Linked DNA regions of Homo sapiens: region 2 is linked to region 1. Evidence: chromatin contacts called from ENCODE Hi-C or POLR2A ChIA-PET data. All regions are on one chromosome and are shown on one strand. The core of a region is the stretch at or near the end of the contact, and the rest is flanking DNA. Distances in the headings are between cores, read along the strand shown.

The links. Hi-C counts contacts between places; a loop is a spot of excess contacts on that map. ChIA-PET counts read pairs that join two places held with the same protein, here RNA polymerase II (POLR2A). Pooled maps may share reads with other maps.
Region 2: a map of endothelial cell of umbilical vein shows a loop between it and region 1 (5-fold over the local background). The contact joins two enhancer-like sites. A Hi-C loop is called at or near these places in 4 of 168 maps with a recorded cell type or tissue (PC-3, endothelial cell of hepatic sinusoid, endothelial cell of umbilical vein and 1 more) and 2 of 50 pooled maps. POLR2A ChIA-PET finds 5 or more read pairs at or near these places in 2 of 52 experiments (activated T-cell and endothelial cell of umbilical vein).

The regions. Positions count from the first base shown.
Region 1 is chr4:98,686,797-98,690,095 of GRCh38, forward strand. No RefSeq gene overlaps it. Among named protein-coding and RNA genes, the nearest start is that of TSPAN5-DT, 30 kb to the left of the region's middle. RefSeq lists a cis regulatory region at 50-476. Within about 2 kb of position 1,740, at least 5 of the 41 ENCODE cell types and tissues checked have a DNase peak (open chromatin) inside an H3K27ac peak, as active enhancers do; they include endothelial cell of umbilical vein, where a contact is called at or near this core.
Region 2 is chr4:98,726,963-98,730,261 of GRCh38, forward strand. No RefSeq gene overlaps it. Among named protein-coding and RNA genes, the nearest start is that of TSPAN5-DT, 70 kb to the left of the region's middle. Within about 2 kb of position 1,605, at least 3 of the 41 ENCODE cell types and tissues checked have a DNase peak (open chromatin) inside an H3K27ac peak, as active enhancers do; they include endothelial cell of umbilical vein, where a contact is called at or near this core.

The DNA of each region.
Region 1 (3,299 bases), core at 490-2,989:
AAAATTTTTAATTTTATTGTATTAAAAGGGGGAACAGGATTGTGTGGCCAAATAATTGTGTGGTTTTGTAAATTTTAATTTTTCTTTTTATTTGCAACTCTCAGACCATGTCTGTGTATAAACACCAATATTAATTTTCACCCAACAGCTCTTCTGGCATCTAAAATGTTTGCTGTCACTGGTTCAGTTGAGATAATCATATCAGTAATGTCTAACCTCAGTCCCATTCCTGGGCCCCTGGAGAGAAGAGTTAATGGGATCAAGGCTGGCTCATGAGTTATCAGCTACTCCACGAAGCTGAGTCTCATAGATTAATGCAGAACTGGCAAGCTTAAAGTCCTGGGGAAAAGGCTGAAATGATACATGGGGATGGTTAAAAACAGTGGTAAACATTTGAAAATGAAGGTCTTAGGTATGGTATAGAGGGTAAAGCATCACAATTCCAAACAAAATTAAAGATATTGCACCTCTAATACATTACCAGAGGCTAGTAAATAAAGATTTAAAAAGAAGGAAAAAATATAACACCTAAGTATTCCTGATGTTTATTGAGGATGAAGAAAAAAATGAATAGAAAGAAAAGAAGGCAAAGACCAAAGAACCTTCCCTGGAAGAGCAGGGCTGTGCTTTGGCATCAGGAGCCAAACCCCACACCCACCTGTGCTAGCGGGCTCTACTACCTAGCTAGGAAGGACGGGGTGCTTGTGTGCTTGCTTCAACAGCTTCATTGAGCTGTTCACGTGCCTGAAGAGTCACCCATTTAAAGTATGCAATTTAGTGGTTTTTAGCATATTCCCAGATATGTACAATCATCACCACAATTTTAGAACGTTTCCTTCAGCTCAGAAAGCAACCTTGTACCCTTGAGCTCTGACTCTCATCCATTCTCCTGTTCATCGCCCAGCCCATGCAACCACTAATCTACTTTCTGTATCTATAGATTTTCCTATTCTGGACATTTTCTATAAATGAAAATGCGACTTTTGTGACTTATTGCACTTAGCATCGTGTTTTCAAGGTCCATCCATGCTGCAGTGTCTATCGGTACTTCATTTCTTTTTATAGCTGAATAATATTCTATTGTGTGGCTATGCCACATTTTGCTTATCCATTCAGCAGCTGAAGGACATTTGGGTTGTTTTCACTTTGGGACTATTGTGGATATTTTGAATAAACATTCATGTCGAGGTTTTTGTATAGACATATGTTTCCATTTCTCTTGTGTATGTACCTAACAGTGGAATTGTTGGGTCATGTGGCAACTCTCTGCCTGTTTGAGAAACTGCCAGGCTGTTTTCCAAAGTGCCTGCACCATTTTACATTCCAGCAGCAGCTCATAAGGTTTCTCTACAACCTCATCTATCATGTGTGCTCATCTTCTGGCTTTACATAGCTTCTTCTATGTGACAAGAGAAATGAGATAAAAATATAGGATTTGCTTTCTAGGCAAAAGAACCCACTGTTATTAATATCCTAAGAAATGCTTATTTTCTACTTTATAGTTCTAGTACAAATGTGAGCTGACTTTTTTTTCAGGATGTACTATAATAATTTGAGTGTTGAAGAGAAAATCCAATGCTGAATGTGAAATACGTAAAAAATATTTCCTGTGTTACCACTTAAGCAGTAAATAGCCCAAAGCCTCTCCCAATACCCCACCACCTCACCACTTTGAACTGGGCAATTCTTACTCATCTTTGAGTTCTCTGGATGCCTTCCCCAAGTCACTGGCTTGAGATAGGTCACCTTGGGGTGAAGCTCCCATGGCACCTCTACTTCCTCTGACAAAACGTGACTCAGAGTTTTGTTTTGTTATCATTATTCCATATCCGCCTTGTCCTCTAGTCTGTAAGGCACTGGGGCAGAGTGACCTTGGCTGTCTTTCCTACAGTATCTCCATCATCTAGCCATGTGTGTACTCCATAAGTATTTGCTGAATGAAGACGCAAAAAAGGTTTTCCACTAAGAAGTTTTCCTGCTTACTAAACTTTTCAGTGAATGTGTATAAATTAGGCTTCACTAAAGTGTTTGCTTTGTTTATGAAAAACCCAAGCTGCATCTTAGCTCTTTGGCACACTCCGAGAACAGGCTTATTTTACCAGCAAATTCCTCCCTGAGTCAGCTAATGCTAAGGTATGTTCAATACTTTTCTGAAAACGATCCTAATCTCCCCTAACAGAGGCCAGAGTGTAGCTGAAACAGCTCTTCTGACAGTTAGGAAGCTCTGATTCTGTCAGTCATTTTCTGTTCTTTATCATGTTTTTTTTCAAAGGAAAAAGCTGTTTTCCTGTGTGTGAGAACATTCTCTCTTATCTAATAATGCTCAATTGTCTTTCTGTTCCATTAGTGTGCAGGAAACCACCTGTCCAATTGAGATCAGAGCTGCAGATGTCAAAGTGTCTCATTTTATATAGATGTGCAGCTGTCAGATCAGAGATCAAAGGCTTCTCTTTAATGAAAACAAGTCATCTTTACCAACATGACTGTAGAATTTATACGAATACAGTTATCTGGATTGAATGATTGGCATTCATCTTTTTCAAGCTCCCATCATTTTAACAATGACTTGGCTCTCCCAACTTCCTCAAGTAAAGAACGAGGCAAACATCCTAACCTCTGCTCCCTCTCCTCTAATTCTGCTCCTATTTCTCTGGTCCCTGTACCAGAGGATTCATAATGGTCTCCCATGGGTCATGCTTGAGAGAGTTTTATTTGACCAAATGCATATAAAAAAAATTGTTGGGATTAAGGGCCAGTATTTTCAAATTGGAAGATTTCACATAAAAATCAGATCTCCAATTTTTCTTGAAAAATCAGGCAGTCCCAACACTGAGTTGTATTCTCAAAGACGAATATTGTAGTGTAGTCACTAAGGTGGTTTCCAATGATGCTTACCTCCTGGTTTGCATGCCTTTGTCAAATCTCCTCCCCTTGAGTGTGTGGTGAACTTGGCTCACTTCTAATTAACAGAATCCAGCAACAATGATAGGATGTCACTTCTGAGATTGGGTTACAAAAAGACTGCCTTCCATCTTTCTTCCTCGCTTGCTCTGGAGAGGCGCTGACTGCCCTATTATGAGCTGCCTTAAGGAGAGACCCATATGAAAAGGAACCAATTCCATCAGCCACCAGCCACCAGGGACCTGAGGCCTGCCAACAACCACATGAATGAGTTCAGAAGTAGATCCTCCCTCAGTTGAACCTTAAGCCAAGACCACAGACACAGCTGACACCTTTATTATTGTCTTGTGAGAGACCATGGATTAGAGGACCCAGTTAAACCATGCCTGGATTCCTGG
Region 2 (3,299 bases), core at 355-2,854, 40 kb after region 1:
AGAATTTTAGACCAATATCCCTGATGAACATTGACGCAAAAATTCTCAATAAAATACTGGCAAACCGAATTCAGCAGCACATCAAAAAGCTTATCCACCATGATCAAGTGGGCTTCATCCCTGGGATGCAAGGCTGGTTCAACATATGCAAATTAATAAACGTAATCCATCATATAAACAGAACCAAAGACAAAAACCACATGATTATCCCAATAGATGCAGAAAAGGCCTTTGATAAAATTCAACGGCCCTTCATGCTAAAACTCTCAATAAATTAGGTATTGATGGGATGTATCTCAAAATAATAAGAGCTATTCATGACAAACCCACAGCCAATATCATACTGAACGGGCAAAAACTGGAAGCATTGCCTTTGAAAACTGGCACAAGACAGGGATGCCCTCTCTCACCAGTCCTATTCAACATAGTGTTGGAAGTTCTGGCCAGGACAATTAGGCAGGAGAAAGAAATAAAGGGTATTCAATTAGGAAAAGAGGAAGTCAAATTGTCCCTGTTTGCAGATGACATGATTTTGTATTTAGAAAACCCCATCATCTCAGCCCAAAATCTCCTTAAGCTGATAAGCAACTTCAGCAAAGTCTCAGGATACAAAATCAATGTGCAAAAATCACAAGCGTTCCTATACACCAATAACAGACAAACAGAGAGCCAAATCATGAGTGAACTCCCATTCACAATTGCTTCAAAGAGAATAAAATACCTAGGAATCCAACTTACAAGGGATGTGTAGGACCTCTTCAAGGAGAATTACAAACCACTGCTCAAGGAAATAAAAGAGGACACAAACAAATGGAAGAACATTCCATGCTCATGGATAGGAAGAATCAATATCGTGAAAATGGCCATACTGCCCAAAGTAATTTATAGATTCAATGCCATCCCCATCAAGCTACCAATGACTTTCTTCACAGAATTGGAAAAAACTACTTTCAAGTTCATATGGAACCAAAAAAGAGCCTGCAGGTGTGAGCCACCACGTCCGGCTGATAAGAGCTAATGTTTCTAATGCCTGTGTGTGGCATGCACTTTCCATGGATTCTCTCATTTAGTATCCAGGAAATTTCCATCTAAATCAGATTGAAATCCTTAAAGTTTAGGCAATGACGTATCATGACATACAAGTACGACTAAAGATCAGAACTTTCTTCCCAAACCCAAAAGGACAACACAAACTTCCCTTTTCCTCAAGTAGAAGGTAGAAAACCATAGCAACATCAAATTTCACAGGAACAAATTGAAAATTGTGTAGCTATGAAAGAGGCCCCAGTGTTATCATCCTATTATAGTTGGGTTCTCTTATCAATTTATTATTCATTTATTCATCCGTGCATTCACTCATTCGACATTTATTGAATACTTGCCCTGTGATGTACCACGCCAAGTTCAAGGGCTATAAAGATAAAGAAGACACATCTTCTGCCCTTGAGGAACTCACAGCCTAGCAAGAGAGACAAATATGAGAGTAAGTAATTCCACTGAAGGCATAAGTGTGATATTAGAGGATCAGCACAGAATGCTGTGGGAGCCCAGAGCAGGAAATGGCTAACTAACCCCTGCCTGCGAGACACGGAGTACTTCCCAGAGGATACCACCCGAGATAAGGGCTTCATCAGGCAGGGTGCAGGAAATGAGCCTCTGAGCAGAGGAAGGGGTTTGCACAGGCATGGAGGCATGACTCATGCTCATTTGGGCAACTGTGTGTAGCTTGATATAACCAGAGCTAGGAAGCCAGCAGATGGGGTGGGAGGAAGGAAAACAGAAGCCAGAAGGATTTTTAAACAAATTCATGATTAGATCAGATCTTATAAAAATTCCTCGGGAGGCTGAATGGAAACTAAGTTAATGAGGCAAGGCCAGCCAGAAAAAGGCAAAGAATACCTGGCATTTTGAAGCTGCTACTTGGATGCAGGTGTTTTGACTCAGGGATATTTTGAGGTGGCCTGAAAGTAATTTAATTTTCAACTCCTAAAAATTACTAAGTCATGTGCAAAACACTCATCTCACCTCATCACAGAACCCCACCTCATGCTAGCCCCTGCATCTAGGATGAAGCTCAGGGAAGGGGTGGAGGTTGGAGCTGGGGTTAGGGGTAGAGGGAGTATTTCACAACATCTTACAGATAAGCCACATATAGCCAGGAGGCGGTTTACTGCAGGTTCCTACCTCAGAAAGAGCCATTAATATGCAACAAGCATCCTGCTCCTTCTCTGTGAATTTCCTTGTATTTTGCAAGAGCTGCACCTCAAAATTTCTGGTTACTCCCTTGCCATTATGATTGTAGCAATAATTTAGTTTTGGTTAATAAATGTTATTAAGTGCTTTAACTGATGTTCCTATTTTCCTTAGAAAAATCTCAAAAACCTCTGCTTTTATGGGCTTCCATAAAATGTTCAATTTATTTTTGGGATTCAGGTTATGCATTGGGAGGGAAGCTGGAGAGAGAGTATATCAATTAGGATGATTTTAGTTGTAAGTAAAAACAAAGTTATTGGCCTGAAGGAGTTCAAGAAATGCCACCCCGGAATATGCCAGCTGCTTTGGTATGCTGATTACTTCAAACTAGGGGGCACTTGGGGAACAGAAGACGCAGGCAGAGGCTTTCTCTGAGCTCCCCTTATCTACCTAAAGACAGATAGTCCAGAAGGAGCTCAGCTGTCCTGAATCCCCTTGGGAATCTCATCAGTCAGAGAATGAGGAATCTCTTAACCAAGATTAACTTGGAACACAGGGTCTCACTCTGCCACCCAGGCTGCTACCCAGGCTGGAGTGCAGTGGCACAATTGCAGCTCACTGTAACCTCAAACTCCTGGGCTCAAGCAAGCCTCCTGCCTCAGCCTCTGGAGTAGCTGGAAATACAAGCTCGTGCAACCATGCCCAACTAATTGTTTTACTTTTTGTAGAGATGGGGTCTTGCCATGTTACCTAGGCTGGTCTTAAGCTCCTGGCCTCAAATGACCCTCCCACATTGGCCTCCCAAAGTGCTGAGAGTGTGCAGACGTGAGCCGCTATGCATAGCCCAAAAGTCATCTTTTAAAAGAACTCGTGAAAAATAATATTAAATACAGATGTGACTGAAGTATGAAGTGACAATTTTTATAATTGGGAAATCGAGAAATATGTAATAAATGTCAGGGATATTTTTGATAATATAGAAAAAATGAATTTATATTCGTCCAGGCTGTTTTGACTCAGAGGCTTGGGAACTGATTAGGAAATAATCCCAGGAGTCCGAGGGTGAAATAACTGGTTAGGGCCTAGACTAAAGTTGTGGTTGGGGG